Linked DNA regions of Homo sapiens: region 1 is linked to region 2. Evidence: chromatin loops called from intact Hi-C (ENCODE). Cell type or tissue: HCT116. All regions are shown on one strand. Each heading gives the region's core, and the rest is flanking DNA. Links, peaks and the distances in the headings are about the cores only.

Region 1 (16,323 bases), core at 2,711-10,710, 590 kb after region 2:
AAGAGATCTCTGAATTTTTCTTTTGGTCCAATGGACTATTTAAAGGAATTATCTTAAATTCATTTTTTTTGGAAAATGTATCAGAAGTGTCTGAAGAGGGTATTCAGAGGGAAGTCAGACTCATCCTGGTCTTTCTCCTTTGAGGTCTCCTCCTCAGGAACCACCATTGCTAGTTACTTCTGTTATGTTACAGATAATGTTTCTGCATATGTATATGGGGGGGTGTGTTTGTGTATATATTTACATACACACAGCTCTTTTAAAATGCAAATTAGGATTTTCAAAAATCATTTAATTTAATTGAAAAAATGGTCACCATTTCATTTTGAGAAGGTGATGGGGTGATGTACTAATACCAATGCCTTTAATTCCTTGAAGGTTAGGTATCACTGCAGAGGAAAGGCTTAATGGTCGATGGGCCTACAGTCAGGGAGAAAAAAGCCAGCCTCCCGCCCCCATACCTTGTACTCCTGGCTATGTGTCCTTCCTGTGGGGAGGAGAGGTGGCTGCCCTGCCCTGTGAAGTGTGCTCTAGACTTGAGCCCCCTTCAAGCCAGTCTCAGCACTCCTTTCGGTGGATCTTGAGAAGAGTTAGTGCCCTGGGTGCAGAGCACTCACCGAGAACTCAGGCTGCCATTTCCTCAGAGAACTGCGCTGCTGAGATCCAAGATGAGGCCCCCGTAGGCCCCTGGCCTGCACCCCCTTTGGTTCTTTGCCTATTTCTTATGTCTGATTTAGGAAAAGGAAAGAAAATACATTTCACAGTGTGTCCAGGCCCACTAAGAAAGTTGTTTGAAAAGATTTTTAATCGTATCTTAGTTCAGTTTTTCCTCCAGCTATAAAAATTACATTAGTCATTGAAAATTTGGATAAAATAGACAAATTTGAAGAAATAAAATTACCTTTAAAGCCGCCCAAAGACCTGTATTATACTTTTAGCCGTATAGTCTTTAAGCTCTTTTTCTTTTTTTTTGGAGATGGAGTTTCACTCTTGTTGTCCAGGCTGGAGTGCAATGGCACGATCTCGGCACACTGCAACCTCTGCCTCCCAGGTTCAAGCGATTCTCCTGCCTCAGCCTCCTGAGTAGCTGGGATTACAGGCATGCGCCACCATGCCTGACTAATTTGTATTTTTAGTAGAGATGGGGTTTCTCCATATTGGTCAGGCTGGTCTCGAACTGCCGACTTCAGGTGATCCGCCTGTCTTGGCCTCCCAAGGTGCTGGGATTACAGGCGTGAGCCACTATGCCCGGCCTAAGCTCTTTTTCTAAGACACGTGTGTGCACGCATGCATGCACACACACACACACTTTAAACACAATTGGAATGTCTCATGTCTGGTTTGGGATTGTACATATAATACAATCCTAAGGTTATATTTTGCGTATTAATTTAACCCTAGTTTTTTTCTCTTGTGGTTAAATATTCTGTGAAAATACATTTAAGAAGTACATAATTTATTTTTCTGTTGTTGGACATGTATCTTGTTTTAATATTTTTACCACTGTCATGAGCTGATATTTATTTAACAGTATTTTAGAAAATATTATGTGTAATGCATAGAATATAGTAATTGTGAATAGTTTATGTGTTAGAAAGCTAATATTATTTTTATGGGTTTAAGTTGAGTTTTAGTAATTTATACTTTTATCTCCATCTTAAAATACTTTACAAATACTTGGACTCTGCAGAAAGGCTAAATCTTTTTTTGCTTCTGGAAGTTAGGTATATCAGAAAGAAACCATAGGAGGAATTCAGTAAGTTGTTCTTGCAACTTTACTGGTGACTAGATGCAGCTATTAGAATGAATACATCTGTAAAATGAAGTCAGCGTTTCACTTCTGTTCCCTTCTGTCTCATTTGGGGACTGTGGCACAGAAGCTGTGATGTGCTGTAACGTGAAACCTGAGTGTCTTTACCGGATGATCCAGCGGTGGGCGTTGTCCACTCTGACGGTCAGCATCCTGCTCATCCCCTGTAGAACAAGCTGGATGTGTGTCCAAGCCTGTGGCTCCTGTGGCAGGTCTGTGCCCACAGGAAGGCTGATGAGGGAGCTTTGGGCCCATCATTGCTGTGGGCATGTGGACACTTGACACTGGCCCTGCCATTGATCGGCCCAGGTCGTGGTCACCCTCCTTTCCTGGCCCCTCACAGACATGCCTTCACTGGCTTAGGGAGGCAGTGGAATGAGAGGCTCCCAGCCCCCAAAACCAGTGCTGTGTGCTCGACACACGCAGTTTCATCTGAACTGTATCATTGGCCCCAGCAGGGTATTGTTTGCCTCATACGATGGACAAACGCGCTGAGGCTGAAGCATGTGAAACTTGCAAATGTGGAGCTGGGATTTGAGTCCAGGTTGTTAGAATCTAAGCCCTGTGTATTAACCAAATTGCTGACTTTTAAACGTAAGTAGATTTATAGTTGGCTTAACAATTTATAAATAAAACTTTTTCCTTTTTGTTAGGGAAAGAACCTATTGGGTTTAGTGTTCTTACAGACAGCATTTCTTTTTGGAAATGAACTATCTTATGTGGTTTTTCTTTTCATATTCCTAATGAAATCATTTTGGTTGCTTTTGGAGAGTGTCAGGTTATTGGAATAATCTGGAATTTTGAATATTAATGGAATTGCATATGCAGTCCTTTTGAAAGACCTTCTGTACTGAGCTTGCAGAGGGTGGGGATTCTGTCAATGCTTGTCAGTGCCGTGAGGGGCAGACAGGGAGGCTGAGGCAGGAAACCTCGTGAGTCCAGGCTGCTCTCCACCACGAAATCACTAACACAGCTGTTCTGCCTCCTCTTCTTCCCTAGGCAGAAGGTTATGTAATTGGAAGCTGCATCAAACACATCCCGATTGCAGGTAGAGATATTACGTATTTCATTCAACAGCTGCTAAGGGAGAGGGAGGTGGGAATCCCTCCTGAGCAGTCACTGGAGACCGCAAAAGCCATTAAGGTAAAAACAGATGGGAAACCGGCTGGTTTGGGGGTGAGAGAGATGGTGTTCTGGACACTTCCCCTTGGTGCCATCATCCCTGCCCCTCCTTTCCATCCTCTCCCCTTCCCATGAGTGTGGGGCTTGATTTGTTTTACCCCTTAAGTGGGCTGAAGATGTAAAGCTTAACCTCTTCCAAACTAGATGCTCTGAGGTTCCAGCTGTCACTGAGAACAGCTTGGTAGCTGGTACAGCGTACCAGCGTGCAGAGGCAGCATTGTTCAGCTGGAGCCTCACTGCTGGAGCCTCATCTACCAGAGCGCTCCTTCCATACTGCCTCCATGCTTCGCTGTAGAATCAGGAGGCGACCACAGCAGCAGAACACTGCCAACCTAGGATCCAGAGCTATTGCACAAAATTCACACACAGGTGTGGCTGTGACATGTGGCCATAAGCATCTTCTTCCTTTATGGCACAGTTACTGAGTGTAGCAGAGCTTGATGGGGGTGAGCCTGACACCCACACTTCTCCTCACTGCCTTCCTCCCTTCTCAGCACCTCGTAACTGAGGCTGGCTGAAGGAAAGGAAGCACCAGAGATGATTCCCGAGGTGTTTTTAGGTCAGGAGGCACTGGCATGAGGCAGGCTCTGCAGTTGGGTATGACCTGCCCTGCTTTACCTGGGACCAGAGATTCCTGGGAAGGGGGCTCTCAGTGCTGAAATGGTGATGTGGGGAAGACGTGGTCCCTTCCATCTCAGGGGAAGGTTTCCTGAGGTATCATTAGATATTCTTTTTTAGACTAAAATATTTCCTAAGGGGTTACCTTCTCCTTTCTTTGCCTTTCCTCCATGGAAGAATATTTGACTATTTGATCCAAGCTCCCTTGCCACTCCAAATCTGTTAGAAATGTAAGTCAGAATTGAGCCCCTTCATAGTGGCTCACATCTATAATCCTAGGGCTTTGGGAGGCTGAGGCTGGAGCATTGCTTGAGCCAGGGTTCGAAACTAGCCCAGGTGATATAGCGAGATCTCGTCTCTATTTCAAAAAAGAAGAAAAAAAAAAAAAAGAATTGAGCCTTTTGTTATTGACGCCCAGGGTCCACTCCAGTGAGTCTGAGTCCTCCCTATTTCCGCCAGGATTGCTGAGCAACACTGCCAAGGAGGGGCTTTCCTGACCCTCATGCTGGGCCTTCAACTCTCCTCACGGGCTGTTGGGGTTCCAATTTGGACCCTGAAATCTGGGCTGATGTGCTCGATGTGACTATGTGTCTCCCCCCAGTGAAGGCTGGGAGTAAAAGAGACTGTTCGTAGCCTCCGAATCAGCTGCCCTGGCCCTGCTCTGTGGGGTAGCCCTGTTAGTTCTCACCTGACTTCTCTCTTTGAAGGAACAGATCCTGAAAGGCGTGGTTTAGAGCTCCCCCCGCTTCCCCTTACTGCCATGGCCTTCTGTGGTCGCGAACAGGCCTGAGGGAGTGTGTAACGTGAGCACACCAACCTTGCAGCATGAATCCTGAACCTTAAGGTTAAGCCTGTTACTCTGCACCCAACTCAATGGAAACATTTCCTAGGAAGCATTTGAGTTAAGTAAGCTGAGATGCTGTAGGATGTTGACCAGGCCTGTGAGGAGAACTGAATGCCTTTGTCTCCAGTCTTGGTAGATTTGAGGTTGTAATCAGCTGACCCTGTTGCTCTGTGTCATCAAAGAACACAGGGTTGTGTAGCACTTCTTGCCTGTCAGTCTTCTTAAAATTCCGCTAGAGTATATCCAAGATACCCAGAAGATGGCATTAGAATATGTTTCAGGGATGCTAAGAAACTTTAAACTTAATACCACGAGAGCGTCTTTGGAGGTCCTTGAGAGAGCCATTCCTTCCACAGTGTGCTCAGCGCCAGCTGGGCGGCCCACCTCGTGCTTCCTGTAGGCAGCAAGTATCTGGGGGTCACCTGCTGCTATGCTGAGGCCAGCTCTAAGGACACATATCAACACAAAGGTGTCCAAGAACATTCATCTTACCAGATACCCATGAAACACTTCGCATCCCTCAGGCTGCCTGTCGGTGCAGGGTGGGAATCGTTAGCGACTTCTCTCGCAGCAGCAGCAGCAGCAGCATCCTGGCGGCTTCAGTCCTCCCACCTGACTCTGCTTTTCCTTTCTTCCCCGGGACCTATCACTTTATAACCTACCATGTCATTTACTTATTATGGTTGCTTATTGTTTTCTGACTCCCAGCTAGAGTGTAATCTTGGCAGGGATCTGTGTGTTTCGCTACCTTGTGTATCCCAAGTGCCTAGACAATAAATCTATGTTGATTGAGGGACTTAGAATACCCAGTCAACAAGGTACACTGTCTCTAGGCAAAGAGATGGTGTCAGTGGAGCTGATGACAGTGCTGTGGCCAGCTCCACACCAGATTAACAACCAGCAGGTTGACAGTGGCCACCCGGCTTGTGGCATGCTGGGACCCAAATGGGACCCAAAGAAGCCTCTACAGTCAGGTTTAGGGTGTAGACAGTGCCGCACTCGGTAGTTGAGCTCGCAGCACGGGTCCACTGGTCCAGTGTGGACCACAGTGAGGTGCCAGAGCAGGCCATAGGAGGCATCTGAGAGGAACAAGGCAAGACGAGGTGCTTTCTAGACACCTGTAGACATCATTTCAGATATGATAGCGATAGAATTGGATAGACCAAGGCTGAGATTAATAGCTGAGTTGCAGAGAAAGCAGACTTACCTGTCCGAAGTCCAAGTGTAACCATGTCTAACATGAAAGACGATGGAATGTGAGGCTTGATGCATATCCACACTAGAGTAACGGTGGGGGCGGTTCTGATCCCAGGGTGTGTTTACTGCATGGGCTTCCTGGTTATTTGTCTGAGGGCAGAGACACTGGGCAGTTGTTAATGCCTGGCAACATCTTTGTGTGTGTATGCAGGAGAAATACTGTTACATTTGCCCCGATATAGTCAAGGAATTTGCCAAGTATGATGTGGATCCCCAGAAGTGGATCAAACAGTACACGGGTATCAATGCGATCAACCAGAAGAAGTTTGTTATAGACGTTGGTTACGAAAGATTCCTGGGACCTGAAATATTCTTTCACCCGGAGGTAAGGTGTTTCTTTTTTTGTGTGCTCAAGTGTGGGATGGAGCGATACTGCCACCCAGAGTGTAGAAAGAGCAGTTCCCAGCGAAGGGCCTGTGAGCAGGGTGGCCGTCATTCGGTCTCTCTGCATCCCCCATGCAGTTTGTCTGCTTGACAGATTGTTCAGTTTGCCTCTCCGTAGAGCTGGTTATCTGTTTTAATAGTTAAGGATGGGTTATACCACAAATAGTTAGGAAGACTTTTAGGAGCGATAGATGATAATAGAATTAAAAGTAATCTCCAAGGGTTGTGGGTGGTCACATGCTAGCATTACAAGTAGCTACTCTCAAGGCCTGTATGGAGGTTGCCTGTGCATAAGAGTGGGATAATATGTAACCTTTCTATCTTTGGTGATTGCCCTTCCTAACTTCTAATTTTAACCCTGGACAGTTGGTCCTGCTCTGTTCCCTGCTGCAAGTTAGGTAAAGCTTCTGTCTAAGGCCAGCATTTCTATTATTTAGATAATCTTAAGAATTAGAAATGTCATCATTTTAACTAGTAGTCATAAGGAATTATTAGTACTTTTGCAGAAAGCAGTAATTAGGAGGCACATTTTAAGATTTACATATAATGCATTTTATTTATATTTTGGTATATATTCCTGGCTAATTCAGTTTATATTCAGTAGGTGGGTTACAAACTGCTGTTTGTTTTTAGATGTGTATATGACTATTTTGTACAGAGAAATAGCATAGAATGTGTTCCTCGCTAGTAATCTGAAGAATAAAATAATAACAATGATAATCTAGTGAATGCTCACTTTTAATAGTATTGATTTGAAATGGACATAGAACAGTCAAATGTCCAGTGAACAGCTGGTGAGCAACTGAATATCCTCCTCCTTCCTCTGAGAGTGCACATTCAAGCTTACTTTGATTTTTAAAATATTTCAAATGAAATGTAATTGAGTTGAATTCGTTATACTTTAGCTTATTTAACTTATGGAATTGAATCTATGGCTGTTTATTCAATAACATGATTATCATGTGGATTGTTTCATGTTAAACAAACCCTTCTCATTAAACAAAACACTTCCCTGCATCTTCTAGACCAGGTTTAATTAATCTTTCATTGAACCTGTTTCTTTTTCCTTATATCCTAATTTTCTCATAATACGAATATTGTCAAATGATATGTCAAAGTCATGTTTCTCACTGCGTGTCACGTAGATCGTGCACATACTCTCCACTGCTCTTAGTAGACTGAATCACTGTGTATTCATGGGGTGGGGGTGGTCTGTCTGTGATGTTGTTGGTATTTTTTCTTCACTAAATCCATACATTTTACCTCATGAGGAGAAATGTGTCATCACCACCCCACGCACACGTAGTCACATGGGATTCATTTGACATATCCTTCATTCCAATGTGAATTCTTTTAAGTTATAATAAATTGTATATTTGTTAAAGTTACTTTAAAGGAGTGTTCATGTTGTTCTATTTGAGAGAAATGTGTAATGTTTCTTTTATATTGATATACAATTCAGTTTGCCAACCCAGACTCTATGGAGTCCATCTCAGATGTTGTTGATGAAGTAATACAGAACTGCCCCATCGATGTGCGGCGTCCGCTGTATAAGGTATGAGCTGCATGGGTAAGGTACTTTGATTTCATTCCACAATTAAAGGCCCATAATTCTTAGAAGACGGTATTACTGTCTATTACTAGTAAATATCCCTGTTTCACCTTCTGTTTCATAGGATTTGTTAAAGACAATATAATTGTAAGAGAAAATGGAAATATGACTCAGTTAACTAGAATTTTTATTTTATTTTATTTTATTTTGGAGACGGAGTCTTGCTCTGTCACCCGGGCTGGAGTGCAGTGGTGCGATCTCAGCTCACTATAACCTCCGCCTCCTGGGTTCAAGCAATTCTCCTGCCTCAGCCTCCTGAGTAGCTGGGACTACAGGTGCACGCCGCCACGCCCAGCGAATTTTTTTGTGTGTGTTTCAGTAGAGATGGTGTTTCACCATGTTGCCCAGGCTGGTCTCGAACTCCTGAGCTCAGGCAATCCACCCGCCTTGGCCTCCCAAAGTGCTGGGATTACAGACATGAGCCACCATGCCCGGCCAACTGGAAGTATTTCAGTATTGTAAATATATTTTATTTTTATCTGACAAGATATATTTTAAGGTGGACAGTTTTAGCCACAAATATCGATGGAAAGTAAGAGTGATGCCCTCCTCCATGCTTTCCGTGAATTCCATTGGTTTCGTTTCATGCATATTTGGGTTTGGTGCCAATGTGGTGTCATCACATAGAGGTTAGAGCCCAAAATGGGACAGTCAGATAGAATATGCTCATGTATTATTATGATTTTTTTCAAAATTCTTAGATTTCAGGGAATTTTGAAACCTGGAATGAGGAAAATCTAGTCTATATGATTATTGAGTAAAAAGAAATCCTACTGACAGCCTGAGATGGTGAGCAGGAGGTGATGGGCAATTAGCCTTCCTGCACCTTTAATCAGTCTTTGCTTGAGTGAGTCGCGCCGTCAGCTCAGTGGCATGACTCACTCGCCTTACTCAGACTCAGGTCGCTGAATTGTACAGAGAAGAGAATCAGGCTCAACTGACAGCACTCAGCATTGTGTCACCTGTGCCGTGGAATACTATGTAGCTTTTAAAAAGAATGAGGTAAATCAATATAAATTCAGATGAAAAGATAGCTATAGTATATATGAAGTGAAAAAGGAACTTGTAAAATTTACATATATTTCATTTTATATAAAATATATAGTTTGCGTATTTTTTGAATTATGTATGCTAAACTCTTAAAGTAAATAAAATATCTTTGGGGTGGAATGATGGATAACTTTTACTTTCTCCATTTTGTGTTTTAAAGTTGTTTGAAATTTTACTGTTAAGATTTTTTTATAATTAAAATTTTTTTCTGTTTAGATAACTTTTGAGGGTGTAAACAAATTACAGTTCAGTTTTTGCTGCATATTCTTAAACACTTGTCTAATACAAAATACAAAGAAAGGGGAACTAGAAAGAGACTGGAGTATGCAAATGAAGAAAGCTAGCGGGTCATGTCCTTCCCACTTCAATCCCGCCTGACATTAGCTGTGTCTCCTCATCAGTGAAAGCAGCAGCAGGGAACACTGTTCAATCTTAATCCCATCATAAAGCAGAGGAAACTGCCAGCAGTTACAGATTGCTCCTCACGGGGTGGGAATTTTCTTGTTTGACAGTTTAGCTCCCTGGACTTTATAGAAGTTTTGGAGCAGAGATGGTCTTGGAGACCATGTAGATGGAGCCCCTTATTTAGTAGATAATGACACTGAGCCCCAGAGTTGGGAAAAGGTGGCGAAAGGCGCCTGGGTTATGTGCTAGGTGAGATCATGTGGCTGCCAAGTGGCACGGTTGGCTTTTAAGCCCGTTTCCCGCATCTTTGAAAACTCATGCTTTTCCCACCGCATCACACTGAAAATTATGTAAAATGCGGAGGGAAGAGGATTCTTCTTTTTGTTGCCCGTGCTGGAGTGCAGTGGCGTGATCACAGCTCACTGCAGCCTCGACCTCTCGGGCTCAAGCGATCCTCCTGCTTCAGTCTCCCAAGTAGCTACAGGAACATGCCACCATAGCCGGCAAGATTATTCTTCAAAGAGGGAAACCCTGTCCCTGACCACTTTGTCACTAGGATAATCATTTCTTCTCTGTGGCTTTCAGAAGGGTGTAGCTTGGCCCTGGCTGTCAAGTTTGTGCAGAATAAATCCTGTCTTCCCTCAGCCGTCTTGGTTTTTTTGAACAGGACCTCTCCAGTGTTATGAGTGCCTTGCAAGTGATAGAGAATTCATGTAGGATTGAGAGGTGGAAGGATTGAATGTCCTGGGGCTGGCCATGCTTTCTCGTTTGTCACATAGCTGAACTCTATACCCCGTTGTGGGAAAGGAGAGACACAAAGGAGGTCACCTCCTTTGCCACCTAAGTTAGAGTAGACCAGAATATGTTACGATAAAAATTAATCCAAAATCTCAGTGTTTAGCAGCAAAGGTTTATTTCTTTGCACGTGGTTCACGTCTGGTGTGGTCGGCAGTAGGCTCCACCACCGTGTTGTGGCTGCCCTTCTGGAACACATCGCCTCAGGTCCCCGCTGCCGGGGAGGAGACAGCTGGTGCGCCATTCCACCCCTCCTCCCCGGGCCGTCACGTGGGCCAGCCTCCACCGGGCACTGGAAGCGGGAGGGTGATAGAATGTTTGGTGGGCACCACTGCCTCTCATGTAGCCACGAAGAAAGGGACTTCTTTCCAAAGTATGGGTCTTGATGACTAAGTTGAAGTTTAATATTGAGGCCTAAGAATGCCCGTTTCTGTGCGTTAGCCTGCCAGGTAACAGCTGCTGTAGTGTTTTTTTTCCCCATGGTGATATGAGACCGGGAGTTGGCCAACTTTTTCTGTAAAGGGCCAGATGGTGAATCATTTTGGCTCTGCAGGCCGTATGGTCTGTGCTGCATTTATTCAGTTCTGCCAGAGCAGCCGAAGACCGTGTTGAACGACTAGGAGTGGCTGGGTTCCTATAAAGTTTTATTTACAAAAGCAGGAGAGAGCCTGTTGTAGACATGTGAGGAGTTACTTATGGAAGCCTCATTCTAATACTGTCCGGGTTGGCCTGTGATAATTATCTGCGGACCCTCCTCAGGCGGGGCATGTTGAGGCGTGGCCTTTGCTAGTTCCTCAGCAAGTCAGTGCTGCCTTTAGGAAAGACTGTGGAAGAGTCACTGCCGAGCTCTGCTCACAGCCCAGGGTAGAGTCACACACTACTCTAGGGCTCCTGCTGACTTGGTTTCTGGAAGCCGTCAGCCCTCCCAGACGGACTCTCGCTGTGTGGGATGGAGTAGGGTCCCTCCAGAAGCAGTGTCTGAGCAGTGAAGCTGCACTGACGAGGTTCGCTCCTGCTCGGTGCACTCCCTGCTACGCTCCCTTCTGTAACTCCTGCTCCTTAGTGCGGTGGAGAGCATGCCCCGAATCGTCTGTGTTAGCAAGTGCACAGATCAGTAGGTCTGTGGGTTTTTAAAAATAATTCTAAAACACTGTTCTGGTTAGAAGACATGCTGCAAATACTTCTGCAGAGCACGCAGTCACCTTTCTCTGGACGGCCGCGCATTCCTGTGTCTTAGGGGTGTGCCTTTCCTCTTGGTTCACTATGCAGTGCTTCCAACCTGCTGGGTCACTCTTGCCGGGTAAGACGCCCTCTCTCCAGGAGTGATGGTGCCGATTCCTGACCTCGGCTACCTGTGTGCTTTCACTGGTTCCACAGCCTCATTTGGTCAGCTGTGCTAGCCACATAGACCAACAGAGTGGGTGCCCTGAAGATGTGCTTTTGGCTTCAGAAGAGGTCGTCTCTCTCCCTCTGCCACACCTGCGCCTTGAGGCGCTCGTCTGGGCCAGTGGGGCTTTTTTCTCCTAGCTTTATTGAAATATAATTTTTAATTTTTATGAGTACTTAATAGGTATATTTTTGAGGTATATTGACAAGTAAAAATTGTGTGTGTGTGTATATATATATACACACACACACACACACACATCAAGAGCAGGAAAATTGTGCATATTTAAGGTGCACAGTGTGATGATTTGATACAGGTATGTACATCGTGGAATGCTTACCACAATCAAGCTAATGAAGACATCCATCACCTCACACAGCTACCTTTTTCAATGTGTGCAGTGAGAATATGTAAGATTCCTCTCTCAGCAGATTTCCACTACACCGTACCCTCTTCCTAACTGTACTCACCATGCTGGAATTAGGCCTTCAGAGCTTGCCCATCTTCTGACTGCAAGTTTGTTCCCTTTGACTAACATCTCCCCACTCCGCAGCACCTGGTAACTGCCATTCCACTCTCTGCTTCTGTGAGTTTGACTAAAAATTCAGAATCTTTAAACAAGCAAAACAGTTTTTTTAGATGAAAGTAGCCATCATCTGTCCGATTTTTATTTCCGTCTGATGTGTAGATGAGAAGGGTATTTACACATCTGCTTTATGTGTTCCGCCTCCAGGAATGACAGGGGTGGGGCCTGCGGGGAAGCCTCCGTGTGAGAGCAGGTGAAAATCAGCCTGGGCCCACCGTGGGCTTCATCCAGGAGCTGTAAAATGGACCGGAGTCTGGGTCCCACCCTGGGAGATTCTGATGTAATTGGGCTTGGGCTGGGTGGAGCCTGGACACCTGGATGGTAAAAGCTTCCCAGGTGACTCTAATGTGCTTCTAACCTGAGAACCGCCATCAGCGCCAGCCCACTCTTGGATCAGCCAGTGTTTAGTAACTTGCACGCTTTACTTGAGGGGGAAGCCAATTTGAATTGCTTTGTAATGTAATGGATGTCTTTCTACTTCTCAGTTCTATTCAGGAGGTACTTGAGTACCTACTAGGTACAAGACACTGTTGTTAAATTAGGGGATTTAAGTATGTACGAGATGATTCGGTTCTTGTCTTCAAGAGCTTATAAAAAAGCTAAAAATACGGAAATAACTCTAATGGGAACCACTACAAGCTAAATGTCATTAAAGTGAATCATGCAAATTATGGTAATTGAGAGAAGGGGCAGATTGCATTTAATTAGAGGGGATCAAGAAAGGCTTTGAGAAGCTGCCATCTGAGCTGAGTCTGAGAGCTTGGCCTGCAGAGCTGGGGGTGGGTGGACAGGCCAGGTGGAGGGAAGATAATGAGCGCAGATAGAAGGAGAGTGGGCAGATGCCTGCGGTGCCTGTTTTGGCCAGAGCCTACGGTGGTGGGGAAGGTAGTGGGAAACAAACCTAGGAGGGAGGGTGGGACCAGCAATAAAATATCTTTAGCCTGCTCCAGCAGTCTGGATCCAGCAGTGGGTTGGGAGTTGTTAAAAACTCTTCATGAAGTTTGTGAAGCAGATGTAAATACATCCTGCTATAGCAAAGGGATTGATTTTTCTGTAACAAATTGCTTGAATTGAATATATATAATTATGTGAATGCATTTTAAACTAGAGAAGCATGTTGCAGGGTAAATGGGTTATAGATATAAAATAAATAAATACTTACTATTTAGAGACAGAGCCTTGCTCTGTTGCCCACGCTGAAGTGCAGTGGTGTGATCACAGCTCACTGCAGCCTCGACCTCCTGGGCTCAAGCAGTCCTCCCACCTCAGCCCCTCAAGTAGCTGGAACTACAGGTGTGGGCGACCACTTGCAGCTAATTAAAAATTTTTTTTTGTAGAGTTGAGGTCTTGCTCTCTTGCCCAGGCTGGTCTTAAACGCCTGGCCTCAAGTGATCATCCTGCCTCAGCCCCAAAGCACTGGGATTATAGGCGTGAACCACTGCGCCGGCTCTATTTTTAATTTTTAATGTTTAAGAGTATGTTTAAATACCTTTAGTATTTGAAGAGAGAAAATCAGAAAAAAATACATATCATTGGTTTTTTTGTCTTTTCAAATAGGTATTTTATTCAGATGAAGTCCTGGTTGAAGTATAATATGTGAACAGATAAAAAGGTAGCTGCTCTGGTTTGGTCAGGCTAGTGGGCAGAGAAGGTTCCAGAGCTCTGCTCTTTTAGCCCCAGTTCCACACTAATATCCCTCATAACTTCTATTTGATGCTTCCTGTTGATAAATCCCCAAATGGCATGATTTTGTCTTAGTGGGAAGGGAAGGCTGATGTTAACAACTGGAAATTGGACATTGACTTGCCCAGCTCACAAGAACATTAAGACACCTGTTGCCGTGGGAGGCCGGTGGAGATGTGGATGGCGGAGCTCTGCCACTGTGGCAACATCGAGTAATGTCAGTGAGCACCTGCAGAGCGCCAGGTCCCACCGCGGGTGCTGAGCAGCCAGGGCATGTCAGGGCTGTGCTGGGAGAGCCGCAAGAGCCCAGGGTGGGCCTCCGTGTGGACAGGAGTATGAGAATCCGAGTCCGTGCTCTCCAATGGTGCTCAGTGGTGATGGCAGTGTCTGTCTCTGTGCTGCCCAGGGTGGCCACTGAGCCCCTGAAATGTGACTGGTGCAGCTGAGGAACAGCCTTTTAAACTTTAACTTTTGTGAGTTAAAATTGCCATATGTGGCTGACGGCCATCCTACAGGACGACTCAGATCAACTCAGGTCGGAGTGAAGGCTGGTGTGACCTGGTCAGTTCAGGGAATGCAGCATGGGAGGGGAAGGGTTTTCCAGCAGCAGGATCTGTGTTGCAGCACTAGGGTGAAGGAGAGTAGCGCGATCCTGTGGGTCTGGAGGGAATTTAGCCTCCCTGGACCTCATGTTTGAATGTGGGAATGGGGAGTGTGAAGCCTGGGATGTGCTTGGGGCCAGATTACACAGGGCTTATGGGGAAGGCACAGGGGCCAACATTGCCAACTGGGGCTCCGAGGAAAGACAGGCATATCCACCTGGAGGGGCCTCGCATGGAGTTAGATTTTATCCTGAGGGCGTTGACAATTTTCTGCAGGAGTGTAATGTGACCCAACTTAAGTTCTAGAAAAGTGCTTGGGCTGCACCAGGGGATGTGGATTGGAGATGGAGACTGGATTTAGGAAGGCCACTGTAGAACCACGCAGAGGCAGGACAGTGCCTGTATTGGGAAGTGGCTGTAGGTGGCTCATGGAGGAAGCCGGGAGAGGAGAGAGGCTCCAGAGCATAGGTGAGAGCTTGACAAGTGGGAGGAAAAGGTTCAGGGTTCTTGCTGCTTATCTAGGAGGGTGGGGGGTCATTTACTGACAGGAGATACAGGAGCGGGGCACCCTTCTGAGGCAGCGGAAGACTAGATCTAGTTTGGTGGAGATGTTGAGTTGCATTTGTAGGTTGGAGGCTTTGCAGGTCTGGGCCAGACATAGAGATTTGAGGACCAAAGGTGTGCTCACAGAAATGAAAGGTCTGCAAATGGATGTCACCAAGGGAGAGTAACAGGTGAGGACAAGACGGCCTTAGCCTGAACCAGCAGAAAGGTCAGGCTTTTAAGGATGAGCAGAGAAAGAAGGGCAGAGAGATTGTTAGTCAGGGCTCTTTAGAAACAGAACCAATAGCGGGTATCTCACGATCTCTTTTTCTTTTAAGAGATGGGGTCTTGCTGTGTTGACCAAGCTGGTCTCGAACTCCTGGGCTCGAGCCTCCCAAAGTGCTGGAATTACAGATGTGAGCCACCACACCTGGCCACTATTTCTATCTCTACATTATCTATAAAATGTAAGGAATTGGCTTGCTTTCAGGCTGGCAAGTCCAAAATTTGTAGGAAGGCTGGCAGGCTGGAAACTCAGGCAGAATTCCTTCTCGGGGAAATGAATTCCTTCTCGAGGAAATCTCAGTTTTTGTTCTTGAGATCTTCAGCTGACTGGATGAGGCCCAACCACATTATAGAGGGTCATCTTTCCTTAATGTTGACCACATCCACAAAACACCCTGACAGCAACACCTCGGTTAGTGTCTGGTTAAATCACTGGGTGCTGTGCCCTGGCCAAGTTGACACACAAAATTAACTGTCACGGAAGTCAAGAAGGAGTCGCCTGAGAAGAGAAAGAAAACTCTAGAAGCCAGGGGGCCCTGTTAAGTGGCACTGAGAGGTCACACAGGATGAGGGTCAAGAGGTAGCCCTTGGGTTCACCACACAGGGGTGAGCAGCCTTGTGAGAGAAGCTGGGCAGAGGCCAAATCACAGCAGTTGCAGGCCGAAGAGGAGGTAGTTAGAGGAAAGAAGACGTGTGGGTAATCCTTGTAAGAAATTTGCCATTAATTGTTATGTCTCTTCCCATCAGGCGGCTGTTGAGGGCTGGACCTGGAGATTGGCTTGGATTTCTCCTAGGACACTGTTGGGTATCATAACAGCCCGTATTTTAGACATAGATTTGTTCAGACTTCGCTGGGATTGCAATCTCTGGGTTCAGTTCAGCAGTAAAAAGCTCCAGTTCCTAAGGAAGTAAAACTTTTCAAGAACACAATATAGAAACAGCAGGGGCTTCTAATAGGGCTGTCCTCTTAACCTGTGGTGGTCTTTGGCATGTAAATAGCAGGGAGAGGGGAAGGCATGTCTATGAGCGGTTCTTTACCTTGCACCTGCAGTTACAGAGGATGGCTGATAGGTGGCACTGTGTGTCTGTTAAATGGAGTTAAGAGAGCCTCTTAGTATTACAGGAATGAAAATTTTTGTTATTTTTAATACCGCATTTGATATTAAGCACTTGCTGTTAATATAGATTTTATTTCCAATCTTTCTGACATAAATTTCAGGAGATGAATGGGTTACGTGTGGCGTTTATAATGGTATGTGCTGTGACATTCTTTTACCAGC
Region 2 (16,323 bases), core at 2,947-10,946:
TGAGAACAAATGGCATTTGGTTTTCCATTCCTGAGTTATTTCACTTAGAGTAATGGCCTCCAGCTCCTTCCAGGTTGCTGCAAAAGACATTATTTCATTCATTTTTATGGCTGAGTAGTGTTCCTTGGTGTAGATATACCACATTTTCTTTATCCACTTGTTGGTCGATGCGCACTTAGGATGGTTCCATTTCTCTGCAATTGCAAGTTGTGTTGCTATAATCATGCATGTGCATATGTTTTTTTCATATAGTGACTTTTTTGTTTCCTTTGGGTAGATACCCAGTAGTGGGATTGCTGAATCAAATGGCAGTTCTACTTTTAGTTCTTTAAGGAATCTTCTTACTGTTTTCCATAGTGATTGTACTAATTTATATTCTCACCAGCAGTGTAAAAGTGTTCCTTTATCACCACATCCATGTGAACATCTATTGTGTTTTGACTTTTTAATTATGGCCATTCTTGTAGGAGTAAGGTGGTACCTCACTGTGGCTTTAATTTGCATTTCCCTGATGATTAGTGACATTGAGCATATTTTCATGATTGTTGGCTGTTTGTATATCTTATTTTGAGACATGTCTATTCATGTCCTTTGCCCACTTTTTGATGGGATTATTTAATTTTTCTTACTGATTTGTTTGAGTTCTCGTAGATTCTGAATAGTAGTCCTTTGTCAGATGCACCGTTTGCAAATATTTTCTCCCACTCTCTGGGTTGTCTGTTTACTCTGCTGCTGACTATTATTATTATTATTTTTTGCTGTACAGAAGCTTTTTAGTTTAATTAAGTCCCATTTATTTATTTTTGTTTTTGTTGCATTTGCTTTTGGGGTCTTAGTCATGAATTCTTTGCTTAAGCCAATGTCTAGAAGAGTTTTCCCAATGCTATCTTCTAGAATTTTTATTGTTTCAGGTCTTAGATTTAAGTCTTCGATCCATCTTGAGTTGATTTTTGAATAAGGTGAGAGATGGGGATCCAGTTTTATTCTTCTACATGTAGCTTGCCAGTTTTCCTAGCACCATTTATTGAATAGGGTGTTTCTTTTTTCCCAGTTTATGTTTTTGTATGCTTTGCCAAAGATCAGTTGGCTATAAGTATTTGGCTTTATTTCTGGGTTCTCTATTCTGCTCCATTGGTATACGTGGGTATACCTGCCTATTTTTATACCAGTATCATGCTATTTTGGTAACTATAGCCTTGCAGGATAATTTGATGTTGGGTAATGTAATGCCTCCTGATTTTTTGTTGTTGTTGTTGCTTAGTATTGCTTTGGCAATGTGGGCTCTTTTTTGGTTCCATATAAATTTTAGATTTGTTTTTTCTAGTTCCATGAAGAATGATGATGGAATTTTGATAGGAATTGCACTGAACCTGTAGATTGCTTTGGGCAATACGGTCATTTTCACAATATTGATTCTTTCCATCCATGAGTGTGGGATGTGTTTCCATTTTTTTGTGTCATCTATGATTTCTTTAAGCAGTGTTTTGTAGTTTTCTTTGTAGAAATCTTTCACTTTCTTGGGTAAGTACATTCCTAAGTATTTTATTTTTACAGCTGTTATAAAAGGGATTGAGTTCTTGATTTGATTTTCAGCTTGGTTGTTGCTGCTGTATAGCAGTGCTACTGATTTGTGTACATTGATTTTGTAATTTGAGACTTCACTGAATTTGTTTATCAGATCTAGGAGGTTTTTGGATGAGTCTTTAGGGTTTTCTAGGTACATGATCATATCATTGGTGAACAGCGACAATTTGACTTCCTATTTTCCAATTTGGATCCCCTTTATTTTTTCTCTTGTCTGATTGCTCTGGCGAGGACTTTTAGTACTATGTTAAATAGAAGTGGTGAAAGTGGGCATACTTGTCTTATTCCATTTATCGGGGGAATGCTTTCAACTTTTCCCCATTCAGTATGGTGTTGACTGTGGGTTTGTCATATACGGCTTTTATTACTTTGAGGTAAGTCCCTTTTATGCCTATTTTGTTAATGGTTTTTATCATAAAGCAATGCCGGATTTTATAAAATTATTTTCTGCATCTATTGAGATGATCAGATGATTTTTGTTTTTAATTCTGTTTATGTGAGAGATCACATTTATTGACTTGAGTATGCTAAACATTCCCTGCATCCTTGGGATGAAACCCATTTGATCATGGTGGATTATCTTTTTGATATGCTGTTGGATTTGGTTAGCTAGTATTTTTGTTGAGGATTTTTGCCTCTATGTTCATCAGGGATATTGGTCTGTAGTTTTCTTTTTTTGTTATGTCCTTTCCTGGTTTTGGTATTCGGGTGATACTGGCTTCATAGAATGATTTAGGGAGGATTCCCTCTTTCTGTATCTTTTGAAAAGTTTCTGTAGGATTGGTACTGATTCTTCTTTGAATGTCTGATAGAATTCAGCTGTGAATCCATCTAGTCCTGAACTTTTGTTGTTGTTGGAAATTTTTTTTATTACTGTTGAAATCTCACTACTTGTTATTGGTCCGATCAGGGTTTATATTTCTTCCTGATTTATTCTAGGAGAGTTGTATGTTCCCAGGAATTTATCTATTTCCTCTAGATTCTCTAGTTTGTGTGTGTAAAGCTATTCATAGTAGCCTTGAATGATTTTTGTATTTCTGTGGTATTGGTTGTAATATCTCCAGTTTCATTTCTAATTGAGCTTATTTGGATAGTCTCTCTTCTTTTCTTGGTTAATCTCATTTATCTGTATTTTTTTTTTTAGTTATTTTCTTAGTGGTTGCTCTAGGCCTTACCATACACATTTTAACTTATCAGAATCTGCTTCAGATTATACTAACTTAATTCCAACGAGTTATAGAAATGCTGCTTTTGTATAGCTCTATATTCTGTTCTCCTTTTGTGTCATTATTGTTATACATATTATATCTATATATGTTGCAAACCCAAAATAACATAGTTATAACTATTACTTTATGGAATTCTGTACCTTTTAAAGAAGCTGAGAGAAGAAAGGAAAGCAAGTATGTATTTATAGATTTTGTTATATTAACCTTCTTATTTATCATTTTTGGCTCTTTTTATTGTACCTGTGGATTCAAGTTACCATCAGCTGATATTTCCTTATTCCAGTGCAGCTTTGCTCCCACCTACTGGTTTTGTGCTATTATTGTAAAATAAATACATTTCTATATGTGTAGACCCAACAATACAATTTTAAACACATACACACACACACACACACACACACACACACAGAGCCCACAATTGCTTTTAAAATTAGTTAAGTAAAGAAAGAAGAAGAAATATGCATTTACACTATTGTTTTTATAATTACAAAATTATCTACATTGGTGCTCTTTAAATTTTGTTTGTGGGTTTAAGTTACTGTCTAGGCCATTTGCTTTCAGCCTAAAGAATTTATTTTGCTATTTTTTGTGAGGTGGCATGCCAGCAAGGAATTCTCTTAGTTTTTGTTTATCTAAGAATGGTTTTATTTTACTTTCATTTTTAAAAAAACAATATTGCTGGATATAAGATTCTTGCTTGACAGTTTTTTTTCTTTCAGCACTTTAAATATGTTATCTCAGTGCCTCTGGCCTCCATTATTTCTGATGAAAAGTCAATTGTTAATCTCATTGGGGTTCCCTTGTATGTGACTAGTATTTTTCTCTCGGTGATTTCAATATTTTCTTTATGTCTTTGGCTTTCAACATTTTTAAGATGATGTGTCTGGGTTAAATCTGTTTTTGTTTCTCCTAATTGAAGCTTGTTGAGCTTCTTGAACATGTGGATTAATGTTTTCCATCATATTTGGGAAGTTTTCAGGCATTATTTCTTAGATTTTTTTTTCTGTTTTCTTCTCTCTCTTCCTCCTTCAGTTACTCCCATTTTGCATATTTGGTACACTTAATAATGTCACACATTTCTCTGAGGCTCTGTTCATTTTTCTTTCTGCTTTTTTTCTCTCTGCTTTTCAAATTGCATAATCTTTATTGATCTGTATTCAAGTTTGCTGATTTTTTCTTCTTCCAGTTCAAATCCACTACTCAGCTCCTCTAGCAAATTCTTCATTTTAGTTATTATATTTCTCAACTCCAGAATTTCCATTTGGTTCTTTTAAAAAATACTTTCTGTTTTTATATTAATATTCTCTATTTGAGTGGACATTGTCATAACCTTATTCACTTCTTTAAGCATAGTTTCCTTTAGTACTTTGACCATATTTATAACAGCTGCTTTGATGTCTCTGTTAATTCCCCCATCTGGGCCCTCTCACAGAGTTTTTGTTGCCGGGTTTTTTTATTCTGTGGGTTATACTTTTCTGTTTCTTTGCATGTCTCATAATGCTTTGTTGTTAAAAGCTGATCATTTTAGATAACATATTTTAGATAATATATTGGAGCAACTCTGGATACTGATGCTGCCCTCCCCTCCACGTACTCCTTACTCCTGGCCAAGGCTTCTTGTTGTTTTTGGCTTATTTGTTTAGTGACTTTGCTTGACTATTTTGTGAAGTGTATTTCCCCATAATGTGAAGCCTCTGATTTCACTCCTCAGAGGGCACAGCCTTAGGTACATGTACAGTCAGTCATCTGGGGTGACAGAAGTTTTAACCGGCCTCTCTTTAATTTTCTCATTTCCTGATCTCTTTGCTAAGCCATCAGTCTCTGTTGGCATCACACCCAGCTGTCAGGGTACACTAATTACTGGCTGATTTTCTATTGTTTTTCTACAATGCCTGGAGTATGCAATGCTTCACAGTATGATCCAGATAAATTTGGGTCCCTTTGTAGGATTGTTTTGAGTCCAGTCTTTGGGGTTTGTTCAGACAGTGGAAGGACTCTTCTTAGCTATTTGTTTTGTTTTCTCTGGTAAACTGGCTGGCATATAGTTTATCCCATTATCTTTATTGTTTACCACCAAAATCTCCATTGTTTTTGCGAGTTCCCTTATGCTTGAACTTCTCTACATCCTGTTTTAAATCAAGTTAGTTTCTTGGGGGGTCGGGGGAGAGCTTCAGTGCTCTCTGTTCTTATGATCTACCTCTTCCTTTGGGCAAAATCTTTGAGTCACTGCTCAAGACCTGGGGGTAGGGGCTGTGGCTGGCTTCTCTCAGAGCCCTCCTGCTTTACAGAGCAGGGCTCTGCGTGGTGGCAGTAGCCTCTTGTCTTCTCAGGTTGCTGTTGTAGCATGGAACCTCTGATCCAAACGCAATTGGGGCTTCAGTAATTTCAGCCTGCATCACCTGGGGTAGTCTCCACCTATGAGTGGGGACTGGGTGGAGGAGAGAAGCTTCCATTCTCTCAGCTGCACTCATCTACAATTTAGCCTGTGCAAAATGGGGGCTGAGGAATTCTGGTGGCCTGCCTCTTCTGGGGAGCCATTGTATTGCTTGACTGGGAGCTGGATGGAGAGGGAGCTGTGTTTTCCTGGCTAAGTCCATGAAGAGTGGAGCTTCTGTTAAGTGAGTTGGGGGGATGGAGGAGAGAGGAAGTGAGTCATGGCTCAAGTGTCATAGATTCTCATTGTTCTTATTGGGAACAATTTCCAGAGACTTTAAATGCTTAAAAATCATTTAACTAGATATAAGTGTTTTGCTGGGGAGCAGGTCTGCAGAGCTCCTCATACAATCATTCTGGAAGTGGTCTCTGCTTTTTTCTCTTCCTTCTTTTTTCTTTCTTCCCTTTCTTTTTCTTTCTGTGTGTAGTTTCTGTTTTGTTTTGTTAACCTATGGATCAACAGCAGAAGATGTCAGATGTAAGAAATGATGGTAGGACGTGGGATGCTATTAGTAGGTATATCAGCTAATGTTGAAGACACTACTCTTAAATCAAGGAAAATATGATCAGAATAATAAATTTTTAAAGTATAGTGAACAAATTCTTCAGTAAGGCTGAAGGTTAAAAGTAAAAAGTTTCAAAGCAATACTTTTCTTGGCTCTTCTTTATAATAATTTATTGTCTAGTGAGCTACTAACCCTTTTTCTTTATGACTTGATTGCCCCCGTATGCTAAAATACTTGCTGTTTTACTTTTCCTTTCATTGACATTTACAATCCTTTGTCTTTTAGTAGTTTCACAAGCTTTGAAACAATGTTTAGATAATTTTAAAAAATAAAAATAAAACAATGCTAAGGGTACAATCATTGATGTTTTAAATATATCAGCTGCTATAAGGCACTTTGTCCAATTTTCATAATAATTTTGTCTTAATGGTGTTAAGAGCAAAGATTTAAGATTTACTTTCTTAGTGCCATAAAAATAAGAGCTATTCAGCTGGGTTTCTGAAATATTAAGTGCAATGCAAAAGTTTGTTTGCCTAATATCCCTGGACACCAGGCTTCCCAAAATATCCTGCCCCAGACCATAGCCACATCTTCCCACTAGATTCCTGGGCAACTAGAAACAATGGTAAAGGAAAACAAGGTCACACAATTTTTTTTGAGATGGAGTCTTGCTCTGTCACCCAGGCTGGACTGCAGTGGCGCGATGTCGGCTCACTGCAAGCTCAGCCTCCCTGATTCACACCATTCTCCTGCCTCAGCCTCATGAGTTGCTGGGACTACAGGCGCCCGCCACCACGCCCAGCTAATTTTCTTTTCTATTTTTCGTGGAGATGGGGTTTCACCATGTTAGCCAGGATGGTCTTGATCTCCGACCTCGTGATCCACCCGCCTCGGCCTCCCAAAGTGCTGGGATAACAGGCGTGAGACACTGTGCTCGGCTAAGGTCACACTAATTGTTAGCTGGGAGTGGACCCCAAACCTGTTGAAAGAACCCATCAGCTTTCCTTTAAGAAGGTAATGCCACAGACCACAACAGATAATTGAGGGTTATTCTGTGAGCTTCCACTAAAGCTAAAACATGTGTGGAAGGGACAGAAGAGAGGATAACAGGTTTGCTGGCCTGTTTACCACTTGGGGACGTTTGGATGGATGATGAAGAAGAAAAAGAATCAAAAGGACTGGGGCTCATCACAGGTGGGAATAGTATAATATTAGCTCTTCATTCAGAACCATGGTAGCAAAAAGAGAGAAAACTGCATCTGTGGACTGAATTATTCCCCTCAGCCCTCTACCCCAGTGTGTCTTCTTTTTGGGAATAGAGTAGAAAGCCAGGAAAATGGTGGGGATCTAGGAGGAAGCAGGCATCTCCTCTGACTTGCACGTCCCCCTGTTTCACTGTCCTTTGTTAACTCACTGTGTTTGACAGCCACATCTGTGGTCAGCCAGGGGTGCAGCTGCTCCTACTGGTAGCTAATGGCCATAGAACACCAGGGGCGTCTTAAAGCCCCTTCTGTGATCCGCACCACTGCTCCTGGGTATACTCCCAGGGTCTGTTATATGGGTAACATGCACCTCGCAGCAAGATCTCCTGAAATGGGTTAGGACAGGAATATTAGGTAATTGCAAACCCATACTTCCCACCATTCTTGTCTTCAATTATGGCCAATTACATAGTTACGGCAGCCTTGTATTGTTACAATACAATCTTCCTCTATGCTTAGGAACCTCTATGGAGATGGTTGTGTTACTTCAACCAAAGACAAGAAGAGACTAATCTGCAGAATTAGAACAATTCCCTAGTTCTTCAACAAATCAGTGCTGCTTTTCTTGCCAATAATAGACGTGTTTGTATTTCTCCGTGGAAACCCTTGGGGTAAACATGTTGCTTGTTCTTCCAATAAAGAATTGAACCACCAGAGGGCCTCAGGCGACTCAGGAGGTTTGGGAAGAGACAAAGGCACATGCTTAGAGGGTCTGGAGAAGGCGAGGAAGAAGGAAGGGAGCCAAGTAAAACATGTGACTGACCAGGGGCTTTGGAGAAGACAAGCCCTGCAGGAAGGCACGCATGTGGTCATTCTGTCTGTAGCCTCCCATTCCTCCCTGCTTTCCCCAGCTGCATCTACCTGGATCCTGAATTTGAACCAAGTGGTCCAAACGGCCCGGTCACCTGAGCAACCCCTCTGCAGGAACCGCAGGTGTGGGCGGGGTGGTGGGGAGGAGGCGGGGGGGTGGGGGAAAGGCGGGGGGTGGGGGGAGCTCAGCGGCGCCATCTAGCGTCCAGACAGCGGTGGCTCTGGGAAAGCTGATTGTTTTCTTAGCCAGAGGAGGAAGAGAAGGTTGGTCCTCAGCGCCTGGACGCCTGGTAGACGATAGGGGATGACATGATGAGTAAAATAAGGACAGGAACACGCCGAATCCCCTTTCATAATGATAGGACCACGCCAAATCCCCTTTCTTTTTAAAATTTGACATATACCCTTGAATATATATGTATTCTTATAAAATATGGTTATCTGGTATGTATTTATGTATATTGATATAAAGCTGCAGATTTAAAAATAGTACTTCTTTCATCTCTCTCCATCTACATAGTCTTCGTGGTTTTCAGTAAAATGATAATTTCTGGATTACTTAGATGTAGTTATTATGATCCAACCCTTGAATAAGGGGAGTTGAGAGTTGGTGAAACATCCCTGTCTCAATATTTGTTCATGCCATATTTCCTTTGAAAGAATTTACAGATAAAGGCATCAAATACCTGAAAAAGTAACAAGTTTACTATATTTTACTTGAGAATTTGTATATATATTTTTAAGAAAGCTTTTTAGTTTTGGCGTAATTATAAACTCACAAGAGGTAGCAAAAAGAGTACGGAGTTCTGTGAACCTTCAACTGGATTTCTCTAATGGTGACATCTTGCAATGGACTGAGTATGTCTCCCTCAAATTCATGTGTTGAAATCTTAATCTCCATAGTGGTAGCATTAGGAGATGGGGCCTTTGGAAGGTGATTAGGTCACAAGGGCAGTGCCCTCACAAATGAGATTAATGCCCTTATAAAAAAAAAAAAAGACCGCAGAAAACTCTCTTGTCCCTTCCACCATGTGAGGACGCAGTGGGAAGATGGCCAGTCCATGCACCAGGAAGCAGGCCCTCCCCAGACACTGAAGCTGCCAGGGCCTTGATCTTGGACTTCCAGCCTCCAGAACTGTGAGAAATTAACTTATGTTGTTTATAGGCCACCTAGCTACGTGTTTGGTTATAACACCCTCAATGGACTAAGACACAGATAACTGGAGTACAATGTCAAAACCAGAAAATCCACATAGGTACACACTACTATTAACTAGGCTACAGAAGTTATTCGGTGTTCACTGCTTTTAAACCTGCATTCATCTCTCTCTCTCTCTGTCTCTCTCTCTGTCTCTCTCTGTGTGTGTGGTTTTGTGTGTGCATACAGTTCTATGCAAGTTTATGTCAGGTGTTTTTGTCAGGTGTGGATTTGTGTAAGCAGCGCCTCAGTCAAGATGCAGAACTGCTCCAACACCACAAAAGAACTCCCTCTTGCTACCTCTTTTTATTAACATCCATGCCACCACCCCAATCCATCCCCATCCCCTGGAAATCCCTAACCTTTTCTCCATCTCTGTTGTTTTCTTATTTTGGGAATGCTATCCGAGTGAAATCATACTGCATGTGACATTTGGAGTTTGGCTTTCTCCGCCACTAAGCATATGCTTAGCGATGTCTGTGCTGGTTGTTGCATATATCAATCGTTCATTCCTTTTCATGACTGAATAGTATTTTATTGTGACAGAGTTCGTTAAACCATTTATCCACTGAGAGACATCTGGGCTGTTTCCTATGCTGTTATAAGTAAAGCTACTATGAACATTAGCGTACAGGCTTTTGTTTGAATGTAAGTTTTCATCCCTCTGGGATAAGTGCCCAGAAATGTCATTGCAGGGTAATACGGTAAGTGAGTGTTTAGTTTTATAAGCTAACAAAGTATGTTTTCATTTACATCAGCAATGTGTAAGAGATTCAGTTTCTCTGCAACCTCTCCAGCATTTGGTATTATCACCATTTTTAAATTTAACTTTCCTAATTTGTGTGTAGAGACATCTCAATGTGGCTTTAATTTGGATTTCCCCAATGGCTGTTTGTGTGTGTGTGCGTGTGCGTGTGTGTGTGAGAGTGTGTGTGCATGTGTGTGTGTGCGTGTGTGTGTGTGCACGTGTGTGCGTGCGTGCTTGTGTGTGTGCATGTGTGTGTGGGGTCAGCTGATGGCTCAAGCTGTTAGATTCTTCAGGGTCTATCTTAGCTTTTGAGTGAGGCTCTGCTCTTCTCTGGGTGGTCCCCAGTCAATGACTGAGCCGAGTGGCAGTTCAAAGTCTGGACCATCTCTACCCCCTACAGGATTCCTTCCTCAGGCCATCTTAGTTCTGGCCTCTTTTCCTTTTCTTTCCCAGGTGTTAGCTCCACAATAAATCTAACTCCATTTCAGCATCTCAGTGTCTGCTTCCTTGAGAACCCAACAAGTACAGCATGTTTCTTGGTACTTCATGGTGTACATTCAGTCCATTTGACTCATCCATTCCTCCAAGGATGGATACTGAATTTGCCTCCAACTCCCACTGCCATGACAAATGCTATGACGAACATCCTTGTTCTCATCCCTTCATAGTCCTGGGGGAGAATTTCTTTCAATTAGGTATAATTTGTAGTGGGCTTTCTGAGTCATAGGATGTATGTATGTTCAATTTCACCAAGTACATGCAGGCTATGTTACAGAGAGGCTTCATCAGTCCACATTTCCAAAGGCACAAAACCCACCTTAGACCCATGTTTGTGTTTCTGAAAGCCCTGCTTATATTTGGCACTAGATAATTTTCTAATTTTGATAATCTCTTGATATATTTGTTATTAATTTGTTTTTTCTATGAATTACTTGCTTCTATACTTTGCCATTTATAGAATGGGTTTCTGACTTTTACTTACAGATTTGCAGAAGTTTCCTATATATTCTAATTATGAATTCTTTGTCAGTTTGAGATGTTGAAAGTATCTTCTCCCTCTCAACTTTGACTATGGATTCCTTTGTTGAATAGAAACCTGTAATATTAATGAAATCAAATCTACATATTTTTTTACCTTGTGGTTTATGATTTTTAGGTCTTGTTTAAGAAAATTTCCACCTTTAGGTCACAAATATTTTCCTACATTTTTAGTTTCACTGTTTATGTATAGATTCTTACTCTTGCTGAAGTTCATTGTATATTATATCAGGTAAGGATGCAGTTTTATTTTTCTCCATATTATGGGAGCTTTTCCCCACTATAACCTACTAAACAGTCAGTTTTTTCCTGTTTCTTCGTAATTCCCTTATATTCATGAGTCTCTGAGCTCTTTTTGGTTCTGTTGGTCTGTTGGTCTACTCTTGAGCCAATACCATGATTAAAAAAATTTCCATGGCTTTATAGTGTAACTTAATATTTGATGGGACCAGTCTCACTTCTTTGTCCTTCTTTCTGAAAAATGATTTCACCATTTGTGAACCCATTTTTCATATGTTTTAGAATAAATTCATTAACCCCTAAAAAATTCTGGTTGGGATTTTGATTGGGATTGGAATTATAAAAAACATTTGAGGAGGATGGATATCTTTACAATGTTAAGCCATACTATCAAAGAGCACGGTTTTTTTATTTATTTATTCATATATTTCATTACATTATGGTCTCAGAACATGGTCTGTATGCTTTCAATTCTTTAGAATTTGAGACTTCTTTTAAAATCATTATTTGGTCAGTTTATGTGAATGTTATATGTACACAATATACACATGCATTCTTTGGTTTGTGGAGGGTTATATACAAATATGAGTTTATTAAATGTCTTATTTAGATAATCTATGTCTTTGCTTTTTTTGTCTACTTGATCTATCAGTTCTGAGATTTATGTACTAAAATCAGCAATGTTGTTGGTTTTCTTCTTCTTGCTTGAGATTATGTTGTTAGATGCATATATGTTATGCATGTTGTATCTTCTTTGTCTATTGTTTCTTTCATCAAGATATACTATACCTCTTTCAAGCTGATACAGAAGTAGAGAGAAGGATATAATGAACCCTCTCAAATCCATCATCCAGCTTCAACTACTCATGGCTACTCTTATTTTATCCATACTACACAAACTCTTCCACACCCCTTCTACTGGATTATTTTGAGGTAATGGCAAACATAATATCATTTAAAAAGTAAATACACTAGCATCTATCTATAAAAGATAAGGAATTCTTTTTAAGCATAATCATAATACCCTATCAAACCTAAAGAATTAACAATAATTTCTTAATACCATCAAATATCCAGTGTTCTAATTTTCCAATTGTCTTATAAATATTTCTATTCTCTTTACTTAAATTAGGATCCTAATGAGATTCATACCTTAGAATTAGCTGATATGCTTCTTGAGTTTCTTTTCATCTATAGATATAACATATCTCTATCTCTTTTGATATTTCCTGGCTATGAATTCTATTTTGTTATATATTAGGATGGCTACATTTTTGTAATTAAATTTTTTAAAGATTACAAAAACAATATATGAGTAAATGTTCATAAAACATTAAAACACATATGGAAGTGTGTTTTTTGTTTATATAAATAGAATTCTACAATGTTTATTATTCTGTGACTTGCCTTTATCACTTAACAGCAAATACTGAAACATATCCTTTTTAAAATATCACAGCTTTATTGATATACAATTCACATACTATACAATTTATAGATTTATTAAATCTATTGTCACAACCAATTTTAGAATGTTTTCATTACCTCTAAAAGAAACTCTATATCCAATTCTCCCCAATCCTCCCAGACCATGGCAACCACTAATCTACTTTCTGCCTCTATGGATTTGTATATTATGAACACTTCAAATAAGTAGAATCATATACTACATGGTCTTTTGCATTTGTCTTCTTTCATTTAGCTAATGTTTTCAAGGTACATCCATGTTGTAGCATGTATCAATATTTCATTTTTCCTTATTGCAGAATGATATTCCATTGTATGGATATATGACATTTTGTTTATTTAATCATCAGTTATTGGATATTTGTTTTGTTTCAACTTTTTGACTATTATAAATAATGCTGCTATAAACATTCATGTACAACTTTTTGTATGGACACATTTTCATATTTCTTGGACACATACCTGGGGTGAAATTTCTGTATTCTATAGTAGTCTGTCTAACCTTTTGAAGAACTGCCAGACTGTTTTCCAAAGTAGCTGCACTATTTTATATTCCCACCAGCAATGTATGAAGTTTATAATTTCACCACATCCTCACCAACACTTGTTGTTATCTGTCTTTCTGATTACAGCCATCCTGGTGGGGATGAAGTGGTATCCCATTGTGGTTTTGATTTGCATTTCCCTTATGACTAATGATGTTGAGCAACTTTTCATGTGATATTGGTTACTATGTATCTTCCTTGGAGAAATGTCTGTTCAGATCCTTTGCCCATTTTTAAATTGGGTTACCCATATCAGATATATGATTTGCAAGTATTTTCTCCCATTCTGTGGGTTGTCTTTTCATTTTCTTAATGATATCCTTTGAAGCACAAAGGTTTCTACATTTTGATGAAGTTTATTTTATCATTTTTTTCTTTTGTTGCTTGGGCATTTGATGTTATATCTCAGAAATCATTGCCTAAAATTGGCAAGGTCGTGAAGATTTATGCTTACATTTTATTCTAAGAGTTTTAGCTGTTACATTTAGGTCTTTGATTCATTTTGAGATAATTTTTATATATGATAAATACTAGGGTTCCGGTTTCATTCTTTTACATGTGTATATCCAGTTGTCCCAGCACTGTTTGTTGAAAGTCTATTTTGCTATTGAATTGTTTTGGTAATCTCATCAAAAGTCAACTCTATATGTGAGGTTTTATTTAATTAATGTATTTATTCTGAGACAGGGTCTCACTCTGTCACCCAGGCTGCAGTGCAGTGGTGTGATCATGGCTCCACTGCAGCCTTGAACTTCTGGGCTCAAGCCATTCTCTGCCTCAGCCTCCCAAGCAGTTGAGACTATAGGTGTGCACAACCATGCCTGGCTAATTAAAAAAAACCTTTTTATTTTTTTTTTTGAAGCGACAAGTTCTCTTTATTTTGATCAGGTTGATCTCAAACTCCTGGGCTAAGCGATCTTCCTGCTTCAGCTTCCTAAAGTGTTGGGAGGCCAAGTTGGGAGGCCAGGTTCCTAGGAGAATGGGCCCTGCAGCACACACAAGTGCATGATCATTCTGCCAGTCCCTGCCTTTCTAGGCCTGGGAAGCTGGGGACTGGAATGCTGTTGCCACTCCTTGACCTCGCCTGCAAACACAGCAGCATCAAGGGCAGAAAGGCAGTTTCAGTATCCCTTTCATCTTCCAGATCTTGCTCAAATGCTCCTGATTGGTAGAAACTAATTCTATACAGAGCTTTAGATATAAAACAATCTGGGAAATGGAGAGTTTAACTTTCTAGTTGCTGCAGAACAGGAAGATACATTAGGAGGGAAATATAATAGAGGTTAAGGAAGTGTCCATCATATTTCCCATGAGTCCAGTGACTTGGGAAATGGCTGTTCTCAGTCCTGGTGAGACTGTCTAGAATTCTGTGTCCATTTCTTTCCCTGAAATGTAGAGATATAGAAAAGATTTGTATTGTGAGCTAAATTGTGACCCCCTCAAAAGATATATTTGAGTCCTAATCCCCAGTTCCCATGAACGTAACCTTATTTGGAATTAGAGTCTTGCAGATGTAATTGAGTTAAAATGAGGTCCTACTGGAGTAGGGTGGGCCCTAAACCCAATGACTAGTGTCCTTATAAAAGGAGAAATGCAAAGACACAGAGACACCCAGGCAAGCCAGCCATGTGAAGAGGGAGACAGAGATCTGAGTGATTCCTGAGCTATCCTTTAAACCATCACCTGTATCTGTATTGCCTCTCAATGTACAGCCAGGCCAGCAGCTACAGGGAACTCAGAATATTCAGGCTGTGCTCTCAGTTCCCCCCTACCTCCTACTTATTTCCATACTTCCTTTCTTGGGGACAAGTTTCCATCTCAGCAGGGGCTCAGTGAAGGCTGTGGTGATATTGGGATGCTGGGTTAGGATCATGGCTGGGGCAAAGACCTTTTTTTGATACAAGGTCTCACTCTGTTGCTCAGGCTGGAGTGCAGTAGTACAATCACGGCTCACTGTAACCTCTGCCTCCCGGGCTCAAGCAATCCTCCCACCTCAGCCTCCCAAGTAGCTGGGACTACATGCATGCACCACCAACGCAGCTAATTTTTGTATTTTTTGTAGAGACTGGGTCTTGTCATGTTGCCTAGGCTGGTCTCAAACTCCTGGGCTCAAGCTATCTGCATGCCTGAGCCTCCTGAAGTTCTGGGATTACAGGCATGAGCCACTGCACCTGGCCTTGGGGCAAATACTTTGAAACCCAACTAGAAAACCTAGTCCAGATCCTGCGTGGGCAGCAGCAAGTCAATAGAACACAGGTCATTCACAGTGACACAGAGAGAGGGGACAAATTCCAGCCTTTCCTGGATCTTTAGGATGTCCCTTACTGTCTGTAACTTTTCTGAGCTCAAGTGCACAAGCTCTATGATTGGTCTTAGAGCTTAAACACCTGTTACAACACTACTGTTAAATGTCACCATCAAACTCAGCTATTGACATCCTAAACTATTGCTCTGGGCTCAGAGAAGGGACAAGAAACAAGTTTTTTTGTACACGTTAAGAGTATAGCCAGGCATGATAGCAAGTGCCTGTAATCCCAGCTATTCGGGAGACTGAGGTAGGAGAATCGCTTGAACCCGGCAGGCGGAGGTTGCAGTGAGCCAAGATCGCATCATTGCACTCCAGCCTGGGCAATGAGAGTGAGACTCTGTCTAAAAAAAAACCAAAAAAAAAAAAAAAAAAAAAAAAGTGGTGTTTTCAAACCTGGCTCCTCTCTCAGAATGATCTTTAGAGCTTCCCAAAAACACAGTATTCAGGACCACCCTTGGATATTCTGATATGACTGGTGTGGCACGAAGCAGCACAACACTGGGATCCTTAAGAAGCCTCTCTAGGTGACTCTGGTGCACAGCCAGGGTTGACACTGCTGGGATAGAGAAGGGCAGCAAAGAAAACATAGAAATGGATGCTGAGAAATAAGCATCACAAATCAACAGAGGGCAACGGGGTGAGAACTAGGGGCAGTAGGAACACAGGAACAAGAGTGGACAAGTGCTCTTGGGGATGGACAGGGAAGGCTCATTCCACCGAAGCTGGTGGGAAGCACAGGGGCTTTTGAATGTTGTGGCCTGGGGCTTTTCCTCCTAGTTGTGAAGGAGCCCTGTTGCAGTGTGGTTGGAAGGTTGTGTGGTTTTTGACAATTTCCCCCTTCCCAACAGGGTCGGGCCACAGGGAGAGGAGCGAGGCCTTGATGTCACAGATCTGCTTTGAGGCCCAGCCTTTGGATGTGCACTGCTGCCAGTTCTTGATTATTAAATCCCATTGT

What was found. Peaks named below come from ENCODE experiments on the same cell type or tissue, not always from the same donor. Only the 100,000 strongest peaks of a DNase experiment are listed, where the experiment ranks them.
Region 1: it touches region 2 in a loop (15-fold over the local background); 6 of 110 quality-filtered maps call a loop at or near these places.

Annotation. Positions count from the first base shown.
Region 1 is chr7:150,276,080-150,292,402 of GRCh38, reverse strand. ACTR3C (actin related protein 3C) reads left to right here. Exons shown (of 8, transcript NM_001164458.2): 4 at 2,810-2,953; 5 at 5,863-6,036; 6 at 7,558-7,650. Among named protein-coding and RNA genes, the nearest start is that of LRRC61, 39 kb to the left of the region's middle. RefSeq lists enhancers at 4,902-5,401, 5,402-5,903, 12,159-12,743. In HCT116, for the core only: a CTCF peak has its summit at 6,141; a DNase peak (open chromatin) is centred at 6,095.
Region 2 is chr7:150,868,633-150,884,955 of GRCh38, reverse strand. It overlaps LOC105375567 (a long non-coding RNA gene), which reads left to right and starts at 7,826. Exons shown (of 5, transcript XR_928171.3): 1 at 7,826-7,947. In HCT116, for the core only: CTCF peaks have their summits at 7,470, 7,671 (motif pointing right) and 9,029; DNase peaks (open chromatin) are centred at 7,685 and 8,995.